Regions from separate parts of the Homo sapiens genome. Here region 2 is linked to region 1. The links are chromatin contacts, found by Hi-C in ENCODE. All regions are on one chromosome and are shown on one strand. Each heading gives the region's core, a stretch centred on a gene start or an enhancer-like site at or near the end of the contact. The rest is flanking DNA. Distances are from core to core; before and after follow the strand shown. Region 1 overlaps SLC22A5 (solute carrier family 22 member 5). Region 2 holds the start of P4HA2-AS1 (P4HA2 antisense RNA 1).

Region 1 (3,958 bases), core at 469-2,968:
ATTTCAGGGCATAGTGGGAGAGTAAGCCGCACATCATGGGGCCCAGTCATGACCGAGGGTGGGGGGCGGCTACCTGGTCCCAGCAAGGTGGAAAATAATATCCATAGAGCACTCAAGTGCCTTGATAAACATGCTAATTTTTTTCCTTTTTTTCTTTTCTTTTTCTTTTCTTTTTTTTTCTTTTTTTTTTCTCAGACAAAGTCTCTGTTGCCCAGGCTGTAGTGCAGTGGCGTGATTTCCACTTACTGCAACCTCCGCCTCCCCAGTTCAAGCGATTCTCATGTCTCAGCCTCCCGAGTAGCTGGGACTACAGGTGCCTGCCACCACACTTGGCTAATTTTTTTTGTATTTCTTTGGAGAGACGGGTTTCACTGCGTTGGCCAGGCTGGTCTGGAACTCCTAGCCTCAAATGATCCACCGGCCTTGGCCTCCTAAAGTGCTGGGATTATAGGAGTGAACCACTGCACCTGGCCAAACATGCTATTTTAGGTAGAGTATCTGACTAATCTGTTGGATAAATCAGGGGTAGGGTGAGGAGAGAAGAGAAGCTAAAAGGCCAGTGCAGAAGCTTCTGTTGGTGCCGGGGACAGGGAGGAGAGTGTAGCAGGGCCTGGGCTGACATAGACATGCACAGAAGCCAGGCTTCCGGAGCCCATCTTGCACCCATCTCCTCAGCCCAGCAGATGGCAACACTGCTCTTCAGAAATGGAGGTGGCCAGCCAGCATGGGGATGCCGTCAGGGGGTGCAGGGCTCTCCCATTTTTGTGCGGTGTGGGGTACACATAAGCTCATCCACCCCAGGTTATTGCTGCGTGTGGATCAGCTCTTTGCTTCTGGCTTGTGATCACCAAACATTCCACAAGCTCTGGTTCTGCAACCTTATTCCCACCTATGGCTGTGCTCTACCTGGTCTGTGGGTCTGCTGTTGGCAGGGAGGCCTCACTGAGATTGGACCTTGTACTGCCAGGTTCATCCCTGAGTCCCCCCGATGGCTCATCTCTCAGGGACGATTTGAAGAGGCAGAGGTGATCATCCGCAAGGCTGCCAAAGCCAATGGGATTGTTGTGCCTTCCACTATCTTTGACCCGAGTGAGGTAAGCACCATGTGGGTGTGGGTGAGAGGGACAGACTGACCGTGATTTGAGAGCAGCAGCACCCAGCCCTGAAGTCCTCCCTGCTCACAGCAGCCCAGCCCTCTCTCCGCCCAAGCCCCAACTGCCCATTCCCCCCATCCCCCCACTCCCCACCCCCACACGGGCCCTGTTAACACTCAGAAGTTGAGGAATAGGTTACAGCTGCCTCACTCTTTTCACCACGGGTTTCAGATTTTCATTTTTTACTTCCTTTCTAGGCAATCATATATTTTAACCATTACTTCTAACAATAAATACTCTTTTTGAGTAATAGGCCTTTCATAAAGTCAGCATTTGGGAAAATCATTGTTTCTTATACCTAAGGTGGCTTGTCACCTTACAAAGCTAACCCCAAACGTAAAATGTAAAGCACAAATAGATTTGGAGTTAGAAGTATTTCATCTCTTGAGTATTAGCAATTATTCATTAAAAAGAAAAAAAAAGTGTTTAGTCTCTTTCTGCCCTCCAATGGTTAATTATTGCATATCATCTTGGAGTCAGGTCCTTTTTGATGTCCACCTCTTCCCCCTACCCCACCCCTCCCGTCAGCCCTGTTCTCACACACCATGACTCATTTCTTGGCTCTACCTAGTTCCTGGTTCTTGCTTTTCCTTCCCGTTCCCTCTCCTACCATCTCTGTAGCAGGCAGTTTTCCTTGGTCTCGTGACTATGAGAGGTTAGAAGCTGTAAATGCTGCCTGGTGGGGTTCTGGAATGTGTCTGTGGTCTGACTGGAAGATGAGGGGTTGGGTGTGGGAACAGCCACAAGCAGCCCTGCTGAAGTGTGAGAGGCAGGCATGGTTGGGCTTGGAAAAGAGGGAACAGTTATTGTAGACAGCGGAGGCCAATGGCCACTGCCAGCCCTGCAGACTTCCCAGTGAGTGGTGGCCCAGCAGCCACTGTCAGCATGCACCAGAAAGGGGTCCTGTGCGCAAAGGTCAGGCAGGAGTGTGGCAGAGGGCTTTTAAGTTAGGTGGTTTTGGGGGCTTTTAAGTGAGGGGTCAATCTGGGTGAATGCATAAGCCCCACTGGCATCTTTGAGGAAATGAGGCTATTTCAGGGGATACTTTCAGTCCAAAGTTGACCTTTTGTTGAACTTCTAACTCTGGAAAAACAAGCTCCAAACCTGGGTTTGCTTAAGAAAGCAACATCAGTGTGTTTAGACGTGTGGTTTATTAATGGCCTTGGCTGTGCTGAATTTCATAGGAAGTCACTCTGGGTGAAGCTCAGGTCAATTTTCCTGTTTTTCTATTTGAATTCTTTTTCCCTGGAAGCACACCAGTAACTACATAGTATAAGGACTCAAAACATTAACTTTTAAAAAATATCAGACCAATAAACCACACAGCCAGGTACTCTCTCTGACCCAGAGGGCAGGGAGCCAGGCTTCGGGAGGAATACTTAGAGGCCTCCTTGGAATGTGGCCACCGACAGGAATATGTGGGGGTGCAGTGAGGAAGCTGTCAGCCTGGGCCTCTGTCTTCCTGTACCCTTGAGGGACTGGTCACTTACTTTTCCTCATTTTCATTCACTCTGATTTGTTACTGACAAGGCCTAGGGAAGTTTTCACAGCCTAAAACACAGTCAGTATACTTACTGTTCTTAGAAACGTAACACTCCCCGACGCTGAGATGCAGACAGCTAAGATGCCAGGGATTCAAGTATGTTATTGTGTGCTCTGAGTCTCTGACCACCTCTTCTTCCCATACACTTATGATGTTGTTCCTGCAGTTACAAGACCTAAGTTCCAAGAAGCAGCAGTCCCACAACATTCTGGATCTGCTTCGAACCTGGAATATCCGGATGGTCACCATCATGTCCATAATGCTGTGGTATGTAAAAGAGACCTGCCTGAGGCTTCCAGACAAAGCTTCTTGAAGTGGCCATTGGGCCTCTTGTTTACAGACATGCCTCAGACAAAATTCAAAGCCTATGTCATCAGAGAGTGAAAAGGATATGTCTTGTGTTAGATGGAAAAAATGGGCATGTCACAATTCTTAATGGGATGGAACCTCAGAAAAGGAGAATGAAAACAATTGTGGAGGCTGTTGTGGGAAATATGGACTCTTGTGGGGAATCTCTCCAGATCTTAAGATGAATCCTTGCCCAATTTGGGTCATTTAGTTCCCGTCTCCTACCCAGTTACCGACAGTGGCTGAGGAGGCCAGGTAGGGCTTTTAAGAAGGATCTGAGTGAAGACACCATGTCCTGTAGGCTGCAGAGGCTGCCAGTTACTTTCTGGAAATGTGGAAGTGGGATGTGCTCCTCCTGGGATGTCCATAAACGGTCCTGGAGTCAGGGCTATAGCCTAGATGTCCTTACCAGGTTCCCACTAATGAGGCAAAGTATGTCAGAAAGGGATTTGTGAATTACCAGGGAGAGGAAACATGTCCAAGTGCACATCGCTAGCTTTTGCTCAGCGGCCGAACCCTGGGATTCTAGGCGACTTCTGGAGCCTGGTGGGTTAGCGGTGAGAAGATGGGCGAGGAGGGCGGACTTCATCTCAGAGTCCTTATTACTAGTCTCATCCAGCTTTGAGGCAGTCAGCCACTGTGCCTACTGAGGGAGTGCTATGAGTCACCCGCTTCCAAGGAATGGCCCAGGATCCCTCCAGGCAGTTCACCATTCCCTGAGTTGGCCTCAAGACAGGAGCAGCATGTAGCCTGCACCACAGACATGCAAGCCTGTGATGAGTCACCCACTTTTGTGTTCACCCAGGCTCTCCTCCCTGCTCTGGATTTCCTGGGGACTCATGCACATACTCTTTTTATTGTACCAGCTGTGTGTTCCACCTGCAGATGAGTCAAAACAGTCTAATCCATAAAG
Region 2 (3,728 bases), core at 661-3,160, 200 kb before region 1:
CATGTAAGATAATTATTTTTAGAATTACCAGATATTATACAAAATGCCCAGTTAAATTTCAGATAAGCAACAAACTTTTTAGTATGCATATATCCTATGCAAAAATTATGTGTTATTTATCTAAAGTTAAACTGGGTGTTACTTGTATTTTCATTTGCTGAATCTGGCAAATCTAATATTGGAGTCAAAATGCCAAGTTTGGAAACTTAAGAGCAGTGCTGTGCCAAACTATATTGAAGCCTGAGGCAAAATGAAAAACGTATGCTTCTTACGTACGTTTTCGTGTTTTTGTTAATTTTTACACATTAAATTGGTTGACAATATTGAAAGTTGGTATATTAAAACTCATATTAAGTTTAAATATTTTATACCAATGACTTTAATGGAAGTAAACTGATCAATAAAATTGTCAAAATCTACTCTTCTTAAGTGACGATCTTAAATAATGTTCTTTTTTTTAGACGGAGTCTCGCTCTGTCGCCCAGGCTGGAGTGCAGTGGCGCAATCTCGGCTCACTGCAAGCTCCACCTCCCGGGTTCACGCCATTCTCCTGCCTCAGCCTCCCAAGCAGCTGGGACTACAGGCGCCCGCCACTACGCCCGGCTAATTTTTTGTATTTTCAGTAGAGACGGGGTTTCACCGCGTTAGCCAGGATGGTCTCAATCTCCTGACCTCCTGATCCGCCCACCTCACCCTCCCAAAGTGCTGGGATTACAGGCGTGAGCCACCGCGCCTCTTAAATAATTCTTAATTAACTTCAGGATTTTGCAGGATACCATGGTGCATTGGTCTGTTCTTGCATTGCCATAAAGAAATACCTGAAAATGGGTAATTTATAAAGAAAAGAGGTTTATTGGCTCATGGTTCTACAGGCTGTACAGGAAGTGTAGTGGCTTCCATTTCTGGAGAGGCCTCAGGAAACTATGAATCATGGCTAAAGGCAAAGGGGAAGCAAGCACATCTTACATGGCTGGAGAAGGAGCAAGAGCAAGAGAACGAGACAGTGAGAGAGACAGAGAGAGAGAGAGAGAGGAGGTGCTACATTTTCTTTTTGAGACAGGTCTCTGTCACCCAGGCTGGTGTGCAGTGACACAGTCTTGGCTCACTGCAGCCTCCACTTCCCGGGCTCAGGCAATTCTCCAACCTCAGCCTCCTGAGTAGCTGGGACTACAGGAGTGAGCCACTATGCCCAGTTAATTTTTGTAGTTTTTGTAGGGATGAGGTTTCACCATATTGCCTAGGCTGGTCTTGAACTCCTGAGCTCAAAGCAATCCGCCCGCCTCAGCCTCCCAAAGTGTATACACACTTTTAAACAACCGGATCTCACAATAACTCACTATCAAGAGAACAGCACCAAGGGAATGGTGCTAAACCATTCATGAAGGACCGCCTCCATTATATGATCTAATCACCGACTACCAGGCCCATGACCAACACTGAAGATTACAATTTGACATGAGATTTGGTGGGGACACAGATCCAAACTATATCACACTGTGACTGGTATTGTTTTAAAAAAATTATCAGGACCATTTTGAAATTTGGGTAAGGCTGCCCGAAGAAAAATTTGCAAATCCGTTTTAGAGGATACAAACATCATGATTTTATATTACAAATGTGAACAAAAGTTCCCTGGAAGAAAGAGACTTTATTCCAGTGAATAGTTTGCAAACTAGGGAGTCCAACACAGCCTTCAATGTAAAAGGAAGGTGCGGTCCAAAGAACAAAGGAAGGGTTCTAGCTTTATAGCAAAAGTTCCTGCCCTGGTTCCCAATCAGGTGCACTGATACAAATGAGATGGAAACACAGTTCTGATTGGTTGATACAACTGAGCAGCAAGGGAGGTGGGCTCTGATTGGCTGGTTCAGGTGAGCTCTGAAAGTTCCAAAGTTAAAGAGGTGTGGGTTTTCAGGGAACTCAAAATAGGTGTGTGGCCTCTAGTCACCAAATGGCTTCTTGGCTCTGCTTTAAATTTAGGCCCACTCAGCCACTTAAGATCCATCTTGAAGGACTGGCTCTTTCAGGGTCACATTTGTTCATGCAAACTATTGATATTGCATGCTATTTACCACTATTTCAGATGAAATTGCCACAGGATATAAATCATTGGACTATTTAAGAGGTAAGTCAAGGCCATGGCTGCTTTTTGTTAATCAGATGTATTCGTAGAAAATTTCTCCAAGTAAAAATACAAAAATACTTCATTTGATTTTTCATATCTCCATCTCTAGGACATCTGTAATCTCTTTAATTTCTATTCGACGAACACTTTTCCCACAATAATTGATATACTCATTCAGTAATTTGTATATTTCTGATTTTTCTTTAAGTATATTTATATCTCTTTTAAAGTTTTACATTAACGAAACATAACTTTAAGTTACTTTCTCTCATTTGTTATAAGCAAACGAATAGGCCTTTTCTTAAGCATGCAGCTTTGTATATAGTCTTTTTTTTCATAAACCTTTTTCTACTATATTTAGTTCAAAATGCCATGCCACATAGACAAGTTACATGAAAATTTGTAATCTGTTCACACAAAGATGGTTCCTATTTCAGGATATTGTATTTTGTCATTTTATGTTCTTTTAATATTTGACAAACATCTTTGTGTAAAGTACCTTGATCATATTTGACTTTGATGCCTCTCAGGATTTGTTTTTAATGTAGTTTTTAGAACAAGCATAACATTCCACTGCTCAATGAATTCATAAAAGATTATGTATCATTTGTACACACTAAAAAGGTTATATTTTAATTCATAGAAGCAGCATTTTTGCACAGATTATGAACTTATTTGGCATAACCATTTTGGGGGAAAATAATGGCTTTTCCACCCTTATATACACACCTGCTGTATTTGTCCAATTATATCCATGGCCTCAAAGATATTTTATGTCAATATCTTTTTTCAATTTATTAATAATTTCATAAGAGCCTATATCTCTTTTCTCAAAATAAAAAACTTCTAGTGTTATGACATTATTCTTATGCAAACATACTTAATAATCAGATACATTTGTTCATGATGGGCTATATCTGATGTACAAAGAGTAAGGAAAAGTATTTTGCTTTAGTCTCAATAGTATATCAGATCTAACATGATTTCCTAGTAGTTTTATGTGTTCTCCCAAAATTCATATGCTAAAGTCCTAACCCAATATGTGACTGTATTTGGCAACAGGGCATTAAAGACATAATTAAAGTAAAATGAGTTCATATGTGCAGGCTTTAATCCGATATGACATAGACAACACATAGACCAAGAGGTGACATAGACAACACACAGACCAAGCCAGGCAGTGAGGCCTCAGAAGAAACACAACCTGTTGACACCTTGATCCTAGACTTCTAGCCTCTGGAACAGTAAGAAAACAAATTCCTTTTGTTTGATCCACCCAGTGTGTGGTATTTTGTTATTGTAGCCCTATCAAATTATATACATTATAAATTCATTTTGAATTCTATTAGACAAATAAGACACAAATTCCTTTTTATGATTAGCTACATCAACATTATAGTGACTAATTCAACGAAATTAAGAAACATAACATTTGTGTTTTTCACTTTTAGAAGCAACTTACTATGGCTACTAAAATAATGTCCAAAGCATAACTGACCGGCAGTTGGGAGACAAAAGGGTATATGATACTTAATTCTATGTGTCAACTTGGCTAGACAATAGTGATCATTTGTTTGGTAAAATTCTAGTTTAGATCTTCATCTCA

What was found. A loop is a pair of places that touch in the nucleus more often than their neighbours do. Pooled maps may share reads with other maps.
Region 2: a loop to region 1 is called in a map of PC-3, with 5 times the contacts of the local background. The contact joins the promoter of P4HA2-AS1 here to the enhancer-like site in region 1. A Hi-C loop is called at or near these places in 16 of 168 maps with a recorded cell type or tissue (GM12878, HCT116, IMR-90 and 11 more), 2 of 37 single-sample maps with no recorded cell type and 13 of 50 pooled maps.

Annotation. Positions count from the first base shown.
Region 1 is chr5:132,386,058-132,390,015 of GRCh38, forward strand. It overlaps SLC22A5 (solute carrier family 22 member 5), which reads left to right. Exons shown (of 10, transcript NM_003060.4): 5 at 968-1,094; 6 at 2,864-2,964. Among named protein-coding and RNA genes, the nearest start is that of MIR3936HG, 18 kb to the left of the region's middle. RefSeq lists enhancers at 384-433, 574-783. Within about 2 kb of position 1,719, at least 28 of the 41 ENCODE cell types and tissues checked have a DNase peak (open chromatin) inside an H3K27ac peak, as active enhancers do; they include HCT116, IMR-90, PC-3 and 4 more, where a contact is called at or near this core.
Region 2 is chr5:132,182,966-132,186,693 of GRCh38, forward strand. It overlaps P4HA2-AS1 (P4HA2 antisense RNA 1), which reads left to right and starts at 1,911. Exons shown (of 3, transcript NR_047470.1): 1 at 1,911-2,122. RefSeq lists an enhancer at 1,573-2,074.